Regions from separate parts of the Homo sapiens genome. Here region 2 is linked to region 1. A link is a contact called in ENCODE Hi-C data. All regions are on one chromosome and are shown on one strand. Each heading gives the region's core, a stretch centred on a gene start or an enhancer-like site at or near the end of the contact. The rest is flanking DNA. Distances are from core to core; before and after follow the strand shown. Region 1 holds the start of ACAD10 (acyl-CoA dehydrogenase family member 10). Region 2 overlaps TMEM116 (transmembrane protein 116).

The links. Hi-C counts contacts between places; a loop is a spot of excess contacts on that map. Pooled maps may share reads with other maps.
Region 2: a pooled map shows a loop between it and region 1 (5-fold over the local background). The contact joins the enhancer-like site here to the promoter of ACAD10 in region 1. A Hi-C loop is called at or near these places in 4 of 50 pooled maps.

What each region holds. Positions count from the first base shown.
Region 1 is chr12:111,683,545-111,689,843 of GRCh38, forward strand. It overlaps ACAD10 (acyl-CoA dehydrogenase family member 10), which reads left to right and starts at 2,509. Exons shown (of 21, transcript NM_025247.6): 1 at 2,509-2,695. It overlaps BRAP (BRCA1 associated protein), which reads right to left and starts at 2,412. Exons shown (of 12, transcript NM_006768.5): 1 at 2,167-2,412. The coding sequence starts at 2,248. RefSeq lists enhancers at 735-1,436, 1,437-2,138, 2,139-2,840 and a silencer at 2,185-2,284.
Region 2 is chr12:111,991,218-111,997,516 of GRCh38, forward strand. It overlaps TMEM116 (transmembrane protein 116), which reads right to left. Exons shown (of 11, transcript NM_001193531.2): 4 at 541-672. It also overlaps the pseudogene SLC25A3P2. Among named protein-coding and RNA genes, the nearest start is that of TMEM116, 19 kb to the right of the region's middle. RefSeq lists a silencer at 748-1,042. Within about 2 kb of position 3,119, at least 3 of the 41 ENCODE cell types and tissues checked have a DNase peak (open chromatin) inside an H3K27ac peak, as active enhancers do.

The DNA of each region.
Region 1 (6,299 bases), core at 1,259-3,758:
TATTTTTATTTTTTGAGACAGAGTCTCACTCTGTCACCCAGGCTGGAGTGCAGTGGTGTGATCTTGGCTCACTGCAACCTCCACCTCCCAGGTTCAAGTGATTCTCCTGCCCCAGCCTCCCGAGTAGCTGGGATTACAGGCACGTGCCACCACGCCCAGCTAATTTTTGTACTTTCAGTAGAGATGGGGCTTCACCATGTTGGACAGGCTGGTCTCGAACTCCTGGCCTCAAAGTGATCCACCCGCCTTGACCTCCCAAAGCGCTGGAATTACAGGTTTGAGCCACTGCGCCTGGCCCAAAATCATGCACTTTAAAGCAAATCGCCAAAGAGGGAGCCTTAGAGAAGATGCAACAGTGATCATGCCCAGATGAGCTAACATTTTAGTAACACCTGATAAAATGAAATTGTGTTCAGCCCAAAATGAAGCTATCAAGTCCATTAAAAAAACAAAATTTCAAAAACTTGTAGGGGTAGTCTTAAACATCCTGGCTTATGCTCATGCCATGAACCAAGCCATGAACATCTGTGATTACTGTCTTAAATCAATGAAACACATGAAAAGGGAAACGGAATTTGGAGACTTAACTGAAATATCCCTAATACATGCTCTGTCAGGGCAGGGACAAGGCCTGTTTTGCCCACCACTGTATTCCCAGCCCTTATACCACAGTGCCGAGCACACAGAGGAAGCCCTCTAAATGTTTGATGAATAAATGACTACATGACTGACCCATGCAGATGTCTATATGCGGCTAATATCAATTTAGCTGACTCTCAGAACTCAGAAGCCACTTTTAGCCTTTGGAAAGGTGCTCATAAGCTATAAAGTCATATTCAATCTTTAATTTGCAGCTTCAAAGGTCACGTCCTCAGGAAGTTCCCAATGACACCATCCCTACCTGCCCCCATCCCTCTCTCCAAACCAAACACATCTTCTTGTAATACTTTCCCAAATTGTTTCTCCTTTCCTTCACAGCACTTACCACAGTTGTAATTCTACACATATTCTGCACTTATTTAATTCATCTGTTTCCTCCATGATACTGCTGGTGCCATTAAAACAGAGACGCTGTCTGATTCAGCACACAAGGAAGGCTCCAGCAGATATGAGCATAAGTTTTTTTTTTGTTTTTTTTTTTGAAATGGACTTTATCTCTTGTCGCCCAGGCTGGAGTGCAGTGCCACAATCTTGGCTCACCGCAACCTCCACCTCCCGGGTTCAAGCGATTCTCCTGCCTCAGCCTCCCCAGTAGCTGGGATTACAGGCACCTGTCACCACGCCCAGCTAATTTTTGTATTTTTAGTACAGACAGGGTTTCACCATGTTGGCCAGGCTGGTCTTGAACTCTCAACCTCAGGTGACCCGCCCGCCTCGGCCTCCCAAAGTGTGAGGATTACAGGCGTGAGCCACCGCGCCCGGCCAAGTATTTCTTGAATGAATGTTAGTTAATTATCTGAGGACCAAGGAACAGAGCCAGAGCTGCATTCCCCACTAAGGAGCTTCCTCACTTGTGTTAATGGTGTAAAAAGCTCAGACTCAAGTCCAGCTCACTGAGTTAGAATCCCAGTTTCACCCATTACAGATAACCTTGGGCAAATCAATTAATCACTAAGCTTCAGTTTCCCAATGTGTAAGAGGTACATGTCACATCCATCTGCCTCTTAGGGCTGTTGCAAAGATAATTAAAGAATACAATACACAAAAGGTGCTTAGTACAGTGCTGGGATATAGGAAGTGTCCAAATTTTAGTTATGACTATGGTTAGGGGGCACTTCAATGGATATCGTTCCAAAAGGGAACAATTTAATTAACCCAGGGACCGTCCAGCGTTGCTGGGGACCCAGTCCCTGCCTTTACGAAGCCCATAGGGAAGCAAGTGAGACAAACACACCACTCGACTATCTCGAGAGGGAGACGCGCCAGGTATAAACTAAATGCCCTCAGACGGCACAGGGAGGGAGGTTCGGGGCAGGGCTTCCCTGAGATAACAAACGGGAAGGCCTCTCAAAGGCGGATGGGAAAGAGAGGGATCCCGATTACCTCTCCGTGTCTTCCTGGGCAACAGCCCTCGCCGCGGGCTTTTCCCGGGCCAGTGCTTTGGGAAGGGAAGCCCTCCGGGCCCAGACCCGGCTACAGGGAATGCGGCGAGGCCGCGGGACTCACCCGCGGCGCTGAAGCCGAAGCCGGCGGGGACAGGCGAGTGTTCCGCGAGCTCCAATCGGATAACAACCAGTGACACACTCATAGGGCAGGCGCTGGCCGGCGCGGGCCCCGGCGGGCTCAGGCGAGGCTGGAAGGCGAGCCGAGAGGCCGAGCGGCCCGGGGCCGGCAGCGCCGCCACCACCTCAATGCAGTTGCCGCCGCCTCAGCAGCAGCAGCTCCTCGAACAGCCCTCGGAGCCACAACAACCTCCACTTCCGCCTCCCGGCCGCCGTCGCTGACCTGCGGTTTACGCATGCGCGCAGGACCGCGCACAGCGATTGGGCGGCGTGGCAGGGGTCACCCACTGCTCTTCCGGACGCAATTTTGAGGAGGTCGGAGCGGAAGGACGTCGTGGAGATTGCTTGCGCTGGGGTGCCACACTTAGGCTGAGCTGCAGGTTTTCGCACAGTCGCGAGTTAACCTCTGCTTGCTCCAGAGGCCTCGTCCTAATCCACCTCGGCTGACGGCGCGGGATCCCTGGCTCCGCGAGGTCTCCGAATTGTCCGAGCTATCTGCTATGCAGAACTTTGCCCCTTTTGTTGTGTTTGACTCCTGTCTCTAACCCTAGTCTGGATGGTTTTGTTTCTGTCCCACTTTACAGATAGGTACAACGAGGCTCAGAGAGGTGAAGTTCCTTCTAAGGGGCCGTAGAGAGTGGAGAGTCGATCGCTGTTCAGATAGCGATCTGGCTGGGCGCGGTGGCTCACGCCTGTAATCCCAGCCCAGAGGCTTAGGCGGGCGAATCACCTCAGGTCAGCAGTTCGAGACCAACCTGGCCAACATGGTGAAACCTCGTCTCTACTGAACATACAAAAAATTAGCCGGGCTTGGTGGCGCGCGTCTGTAGTCCAAGCTACTTGGGAGGCTGAGACAGGAGAATCGCTTGAACCCGGGAGGCGGAGGTTGCAGTGAGTCGAGATAGTGCTAGTGCACTCCCGCCTGGGCAACAAGAGCGAAACTCCGTCTCAAAAAAAAGAGAGAAAAGATGGTGATCTGCTGGTTACGAGCATAGTGCTGCAGTTAGACCGGGGTCCTCCTCCCCACCCTGTCACTTCACAAATGTTTACTGAGAGTCTAGACACCCTTGGGATGCTTGAGATACGTTGGCGTATAAGATAAACACAGTTCCTGTCCGTACTATGAGGTTGACCTACATCAGCAGTTGTGCAGTCTTGAACTAGTATAGTCATTGCATAAAGTTGGCATGATATCATGTCCTCATGCAGTTGTGAGGATGAAATGGAATTATGTATATGGAGATAACATTAGCTTTTCTGAGGCTCAGCATTCTTTCCAGTATGTCAGAGTGGCTTTTGTATGTAGATACTGACACAATCAATGCATATGGGACACATACATGACAGGATGCTACTCTAGGTACATTGTATAATGATACATATGTAAGTACATAGTACATTCTAGATGTGTGTGTGTGTGGACATAGTGCGTTCTAGATGTGTGTGTATCTGGACTATGACATGACCACAAGATACATGCGTATATAGATCTTGTGACTACATCCTATGAAATACGTTTCCATATGCCCTGTTTAAATCAGGGTTTCTCAACTCTGCACTATTAACATTTTGGGTCCTGATTATTCTTTTTTGTTTTTGGCAAGGGGGCGGGGTGTCCTGAGCATTGTAGAGTGTTTAGAAACATCCCTGGCCTGACCCACTAGATGTCAGTAGCACCTCTCCCCAGGTGGTGACAACCAATAATGTCTCTGGACCTTTCCAGATGTCTCCTTGGGGTTAGAAAACATAACCCTGTTGAAGAATCACAGGGTTATGTGAAAGTGCATAAACCATACACACATACTGTATGCATAAAACCTATGAGACCTCTTGTGAACTTTTTTAGTATATTACTATAGTAGATAACATTTCAACATGTGCCAGGTACTAATTTGAGTGTTTCATATACCTTGTGTCATGCAATGGTCACAACAACTTTATGAAACTGGTACTATGTCCCTGTTCTACAGAGGAGTAACCTGAGGCTTGGAGGAAGAGTAACTGGCTCAGGATTTCACAGGTAGTAGTGGCAGAGCTGGAACTGAAATTCAGGCAATCTGAATCCAGAACGAACATTCTTTATCTCTTTACCAAACAAACCTTTTTTTTTTTTTGTATTTTGAGACGGAGTCTCACTCTGTCGCCCAGGCTGGAGTGCAGTGGTGCCATCTCGGCTCACTGCAACCTCGGCTTCCTGGGTTCAAGCTTCCTGCCTCAGTCTCCCAAGTAGCTGGGACTACAGGCACACAGCACTGCACCCAGCTGATTTTTGTATTTTTTTTTAGAGATAGGGTTTCACCATGTTGGTCAGACTTGTCTCGAACTCCTGACCTTGTGATCCGCCCACTTCGGCCTCCCAAAGTGCTGGGATGACAGGCGTGAGCCACCGCGCCCGGCCCCCCCAAAGGCATTTTTCGTCTCTACTAAGCCCTCACACAAAATATACAAGTGTGTAAGTAAATTTCTCTTTCTATCATAAACATTGGCCTTGGCATAGGAACGTTAAGTAAAACTGAAAATGCAAATGAACCTTGACATTTTTAGTTTCAAATATTGCCCCCAAATTCAGCAAATTTCCAATTACTGTCGTTGCATGGTGGTATCCTCAGCAGATGGGTGCAGGACCCCCTGCAGATGCCAAAATCTGTGGATGCTCAAGTTCCTGATATACAATGGTGTAGCATTTGTTTATAACCTATGTACACCCTCCTATATGCTTTAACCCATTTCCCATTTAGAAAAAAAAAGTACTTGACTTGGTGTGGTGGCTCACGCCTGCAATCCCAGCACTTTGGGAGGCCGAGGCCGGTGGATCACTTGAGGTCAGGAGTTCGAGACCAGCCTGGCCAACATGGTTAACACCCGTCTCCACTATAAAAATACAAAAAATTAGCTGGATGTGGTGGCGAGCGCCTGTAGTCTCAGCTACTCGGGAGGCTGAGGCAAGAGAATAGCTTGAACCTGGGAGGCGGTTGCAGTGAGCCGAGATCACACCATTGCACTCCAGCCTGGGCGACAGAGCAAGACTCCGTCTCAAAACAAAACAAAAAAAAGAAAGCAAAAAAAGTGCAGCTCGCTGCCAGCACAGTATTCTCAGGGCAAGCAAGATATGAGTTAAGTAATCCCTAGATTGCTTATAATACTGGCTGGGCACGATGGCTCACGCCTGTAATCCCAGCACTTAGGGAGGCCAAGGTGGGTGGATAATGAGGTCAAGAGATCGAGACCATTCTGGCCAACATGGTGAAATCCTGTCTCCAGTAAAAACACAAAAATTAGCCAGGCGTGGTGGCACGCACCTGTAATCCCAGCTACTCGGGAGGCTGAGGCAGGAGAATCGCTTGAACCCAGGAGGTGGAGGTTGCAGTGAGCTCTGATCATGCCACCGCATTCCAGCCTGGTGACAGAGGGAGACTCCATATCAAAAAATATATATATTTAATATATATATCAAATCATATCCATATCAAAATATATAAATATATATACATGCATATATATGTATGTATACCTAAAACAGTGTAAGTACTGTGTAAATAAATAGTTGTTAACCTGTATTTTTTGTTTGCATTTTTTATTGTTGTGTTGTTATTTTTGTTGGTTTTTGTTTGTTTTTGAGATGGAGTCTCACTCTATAACCCCGGCTGGAATGTGGAGTGCAGTGGTGCAATCTTGGTTCACTGCAACCTCCACTTCCCTGGTTCAAGTGATTCTCATGTCCCAGCCTCCCGAGTATCTGGGATTACAGGTGTGCGCCACCACGCCTGGCTAATTTTTTTTCTGTGTTTTTAGTAGAGACGGGGCTTCACAATGTTGACCAGGTTGGTCTCGAACTCTCGACCTCAGGTGATCCGCCTACATTAGCATCCCAAAGTTCTGGGATTACAGGCGTCAGTTACTGTGCCCTTACTGTGTGTGTTTGTTTTGTTTTGTTTTACTTCAAATATTTTCTTCTTTTTTTTTTTTTGAGATGGAGTCTCACTCTGTTGCCCAGGCTGGAGTCCAGTGGCACCATCTCGGCTCACTGCAAGCTCCGCCTCCCCAGTTCACACCATTCTCCTGCCTCAGCCTCTTGAG
Region 2 (6,299 bases), core at 1,869-4,368, 310 kb after region 1:
AAAAAAAAAAAAAAAAAAAAAACGGCTGGGTGCGGTGGCTCATGCCTGTAATCCTAGCACTTTGAGAGGCCGAGGCGGGTGGATCATGAGGTCAGGAGATCGAGGCCATCCTGGCTAACACGGTGAAACCCCGTCTCTACTAAAAATACAAAAAAAATTAGTCGGGCGCGGTGGTGGGCGCCTGTAGTCCCAGCTACTCGGGAGGCTGAGGCAGGAGAATGGCATGAACCTGGGAGGCAGAGCTTGCAGTGAGCCGAGATCGCACCACTGTACTCCAGCCTGGTGACAGACCAAGTCTCTGTCTCAGAAAAAAAAAAAAAAAAATTAAAGAGTAAAGATAACATTATTTTTTTGCTTCTCTGAATTTTCAAAATATTCTATAATATAGTGTTTTTAATATGAAAAAAGATAAAAGCTATTGTTTCAAAATGTAACAATAAACAAATACGTCTCCACTTCCCAAGGTGAATCATCTTTGTTTCTATCTAGATCTGAGTGTGCCTTTCTTGCAAGGTGCAGTGACAGTCTTGTAGCACTCACCTGTCCAACTGCTTGTAGGTTATAGCAGATGATGTCCTTATTTGCTACTGAAGCTCCATAGAGAAGTGTCTCCGTGAGCCAGCAAAGTCCCAGGAGCAGGTCACAGAAGCTCAGATAAAAAAGTGGTCTTATCTGTCAAAGTAATAAAATCCTCATTTCATATGTGATGTAGCTAGGAGAATGTTAACAATGTAACAGTTCTTACATTTTATGTTTCTAGTAGGAAACTGACATCATTTTTCTGGGGCCTCTGCCATTGGTTGATTGTGGGCAATGCAAGGGAAGACTACAGATAGGAAGGAATCTATAACCACTATAACCACAGTTATCCCAACTGTTCTGGAATCAGAGTACTCATGGATAGATTAGTACTGAACCTTCTTACTCACAGGGACACTCCTTTCTTAGGTATAGGGTTAAAAAAAGAGTGGAAAGATGAGAAATTTTGTGGTGGAGATGTACCACAAGGAGACAATTGAGAGTGCTTTAGTGGCACAGGCAACATCTTCTACTTTTTTTTTTTTTTTTTGGAGACAGAGTTTCGCTCTGTCGCCCAGGCTAGAGTGCAGTGGCACGATCTCGGCTCATTGCAAGCTCTGCCTCCTGGGTTCACACCATTCTCCTGCCTCAGCCTCTCAAGTAGCTGGGACTACAGGCGCCCAGCACCACGCCTGGCTAATTTTTTGTATTTTTAGTAGAGATGGGGTTTCACCGTGTTAGCCAGGACGGTCTCGATCTCCTGACCTTGTGATCCACCCTCCTCGGCCTCCCAAAGTGCTGGGATCACAGGCATGAGCCAAACATCTTCTAAATATAAGAAATGAGGTATTCTGCTAAGTGTTTAGGGATGTGGCTGAGGACTTAAAGAAAATGAAAACGTTTACAGTAATAAAAAGTCAGGGTAAAAAGTCAGTAATACTGAAAAATGTCAGAATGAACTGTATGTGTTGCCTTTCGGTTTCTGACCACACTGGTGAAATTTGTCTCTTCTTATTCTTCTCCTTTTGGCATCCCCATTCCCACTTATCTAAAAATAGTTTTGGTCCTATGGAGAAAATTATAAACCATTTATTGAGGGACTCCTAAAGATTAAATGCAATCTCAATGAAATCTCAACCTATTTTCCTGTGGAACTTGACAAGCTGACTCTGAATCTGATGTGGAAGTACAAAATATCACCCTGTGAGCCACAATCCAAGGGAGTAACAGTGGGGTGTTTGCCATCTTAGGGAGAAGCTCTCATCCATGGCACACCTGGCATGGGTGAACTCCTTCAATGTGCCACACCTGCAGCTGGTGGACGATGGCCTCACGGACCTCCACAGCGGTCCCACAAGACCCGCAAGGCCCCCCCACTGCTCTCTTAACCTGGCAGCTGCTGCCTTATAAAAGTACAGTTGTGAATTTGACTCCACGAAGTATTATGCATTGTGTGGCTCTCGTGGGGTCTTAGGTTGTGGTCTGACACACACTGCGGTCATTCCCCTGGGTTTAGTGAAATGCTGTATGCAGGTGGACCCCCAAAAGTAGAAGGGCATATTTAATGGATTCTCAGTTACACTTAAGGAGGATGGTGTTCATTCTTTGGCTAAAGGACAGGCTCTGACTTTCATTGGCCACTCCATGCAGGTGTTCTGCAAGTTTGGCTTTTATGAAGTCTTTAAAGTCTTGTATAGCAACATACTCCCAGAGCATGTTATCTCTGGTGCACATCACTGTATTTGGCTGCCTCTGCCAGTGCTGAATTCTTTGCTGTAATTGCCCTATGGAAGCTGCTAAGGTTCAAATTCAAACCCAACCAGGTTAGACCAAGACTTTGAGGGATGCAGCTCCCAAGATGTATAAGGAAGAAGGCCTAAAAACATTCTACAAAGGGGTTGCTCCTCTCTGGATGAGACAGATAGCATATGCCATGATGAAGTTTGCCTGCTTTTAAGGTACTGTTGAAGCATTGTACAAGTTTGTGGTTCGGAAGCCCTGTGGTGAATGTTCAAAGACAGAGGAGCTGGTTGTAACATTTGTAGCAGGTTACATACCTGGAGTGTTTTGTGCAATTGTTTCTCACCCTGATGATTCTGTGGTATCTGTGTTGAATAAAGAAAAAGGTAGCAGTGCTTCTCAAGTCCTCCAGAGACTTGGATTTAAAGGTGTATGGAAGGGAATGTTTGTCTGTATCATTATGACTGGTACTCTGACTGCACTACAGTAGTTTATCTATGATTCTGTGAAGGTCTACTTCAGCCTCCCTTGCCCTCCCCCAAGATGCCAGAATCTCTGAAGAAGCAGCTTGGGTTAACTCAGTGACAGATCAAAGCAAATGTGGACTGAAACTGCTTGTTGATCAGTGTTGAAGAACGTACAAAAGGAACTTTCATATATTTGACAGTGTAGGAAATTGTCTATTCCTGATATAATTACTAGAGTACTTTCACTTAAGTCAAGAGTTTCAAATTTACTATTGAAATAAACCCAACTCTTCAGGAAAAAAAGAAAGAAATATAAAATATTAAGATAACCAAGACACTCTTGAAAAAAAAAGAAGAACTTGCCCCACCTCATCTTAAGACTTATCGTGGGATCTGGCCAGCAGCCCGCAATGCAACGGGGCTCTTTCTTTGTTCCCAGGTGGATCGGCAGGTCGAGAAATAAAAGACACACACAAAATAGTGAAAGCTGGGTCCAGGGCGTCACCGCCTTCTGGTCCTGTGATGCCGCCAATGCACTGGATATACTGGCATTTATTATTAAGTTTAGTGAGGGCGGGGGTAGGTTAGTGAGGGATTTAGGGGGTCATTTGATTATGAGGTGAGATGATCACATGGGGATGAAGTAATTCTTTAATGTAACATCGGTATGCATAAGTACAGTATACAGAGATAAGAATTTACAACATAGTGTGTGTGTCAGCAATTTCTAACAGAGCCTTAAAACAGAAACACAGTCTATCCATAACCTATGTTTAGTAAGATACTAATCAGCAGTAATATTTGCAGCAAAAGCTGGTTGCAAACAATCAACAGAAACAGGATGTGAAACAACCGGTTAGACCACAAATTCTCAGAAGGGAGTATGCCTTAACCCTAAAGAGACCCAGAAAAGCCGTGGCAAGATAAGGGCGTTTATAACCCTATCTTATCCATATGAACAAGCGCCCCTCATGTGTCTATTTATAGGCTCTCCACAAGGGTTGCATTGCATTCCCAGAGCTATGAACATCTGCTTTTCTGGGATAGTAATCTTGGTGATGTGAAACCTCCCTGACTGCACGTCCGTTTATAGGCTCTCTGCAGGGAGAAGCACATCACGCACTGTTGGCTCATTCTGGCAGCCAAACCTTGCATTGTCTTTACAAAATCCTGCATGCAATTTTGTATTTACAATAATCAGGAGCATTTCATCTTTTATTCCATAGCAATAGTTTCAGGAGGTCTCCCTACAAAAACTAACATAGACCTAGAGTGAAGATACTGTGGTACTAGTACAGGGATGGACAAATAGGTGAATAAAATGAAAATAGCCCAAATTAAACCCAGCAATATATATATAGATCTCTGATGTATGACATAAGTGGCTTTTTCAATCAGTGGAAAAGAGACAGTCTTTTCAAAATATGAAGCTAGAACAATTGGGTATCCATACAGGAAAAAAAAATGAAATTAGGCCCCTACTTTGTATCTCACACTACACTCAAAAAATCAGTTCTAGGACGGGCATGGTGGCTCACGTCTGTAATCTCTGCACTTTGGGAGGTGGGCAGATCACCTGAGGTCAGGAGCTCAAAACCAGCCTGGCCAACATAGTGAAACCCCATCTCTACTAAAAATACAAAAATTAGCTGGGCATGGTGGCGGGCGCCTGTAATTCCAGCTACTCAGGAGGCTGAGGCAGGAGAATCATTTGAACCCAGGAGGCGGAGGTTGCAGTGAGCCGAGATCATGCCACTGCACTCCAGCCTGAGCGACAGAGTGAGACTCCATCTAATCAGTTCTAGGTCAGGCTCAGTGACTATATGACTATAATCCTAACATTTTGGGAGGCCGAGGCAGGAGGACTGCTTGAGCCCAGGAGTTCAAGACCAGACTGGGAAACATGGTGAGACTCCATCTCTACAAATAAAATAAAAAATAAAAAAATTAGCTGGGCATGGTGACACACACTTGTGGTCTCAGCTACTTGGGAGTCTGAGGCAGGAGGATCACTTGAGCCCAGGAGGTCAAGGCTGCAGTGAGCCATGATTGCATCACTGCACTTCAGCCAGGGAAACAGAACAAGACCCTGTCTCAAAAAAAAAAAAAAAAAAAAAAATCTATTCCAAGTAGTTTAAAGACCTAAATGTGAAAGGACAAAAACTGTAAACCTTTTTTTTACATTCTATAGGAGAATGTCTTCAATTTTTGTTTAGGGAAAATTTTCCTAAACAAAACACAAAAAGTACTAAAAGAAATAATGAAAAAAATCAACCACATTAAAATGAAAAATTGAGTCTGTGTCAAGACACCATAAAGAAAGTAAAAAGACATACCACAAAATAGAAGATATTTGTAACACATATAACTGACAAAGGATCCAAACTGTGTTTTAAAAAAATTACTAAGTAGTAAGAAAAACTCAACAGAAAAACAGGCAAAAATATTTAACAAAAGAGGAAATCCAAATGGCCATAAACATATGCAAATATGCCCTACTTTATTAGTAATAAAGGAAATGAAAAATTAAAACCACAATAAGAAAATAATTACACACCCATGGCAAAAATTTTAAGTCTGATAACAGCAAGTATTAACGGGAACAAAAAGCAACAGGACACTTTATACACTGCTGGCACAACCAGTTGGAAAAGAGTTTGACATTAATTTAGGGGCAGTGGAAATCCTATGACAATTCTGATATTGGGCAAATATACTAGATAAGCTTATGCATTTGCGCACCAGAAAACATGTACAAGAATGCTTATAGCAGCATAATGTACAAGAATGCTTATACAATAATGCTTATGTACAAGAAAACATGTACAAGAATGCTTATAGCAGCATAAGCAGGTAAATAAATTTTAGTATATTCATACTACAGAATACCAGACATCAATGAAAATGAAATGAACTCATGCTCTATACAACGTGGATACATCTCACAAATAATATTGAGGGATAAAAGCAATTCATAAAACAATACGTACAAAAATACATATAGCATTATTCCAATTATATCAAGTTCAAAAACAAGCAAAACCAAATTGTTTAAACATACATACATTTCTGGTAAACCGTACATAAGAGTAAAAAAATGCTTATCACAAAAATCTGGATACTGATTATCTCTAGAGGTGAGAGGGAGAGCTGTGATTGGGAAGAACCTCAATAGGTATATGTCTGGAAGTACAGGTAATGTTCCATTTCTTGTCACTAGTGTTTGTTTATAATCATTCTTTAAATAGTACATACATGTTTCATGCATTCTAGTTCATGTCTGGTATATCTCACAATAAAAAAATACATTTACAAATTTTAAAGTCCTGGCCAAGCACTGTGGCTCAAGCCTGTAATGCCAGCACTTTGTGAGGCTGAGGCGGGAAGACTGAATGAAGCCAGGAGTTCCAGGCCAGCCTTGGCAACATAACAAGACCCCTGTCTCTACAAAATTAAAAATTAAAAAAAATAGCTGGCTATAGTGGCGTGCACCTGTAGTCCCAGCTATTCAGGAAGCTGAGGTGGCAGGATTGCTTGGGCCTAGCAGTTTGAGGCTACAGTAGGCTATGATCC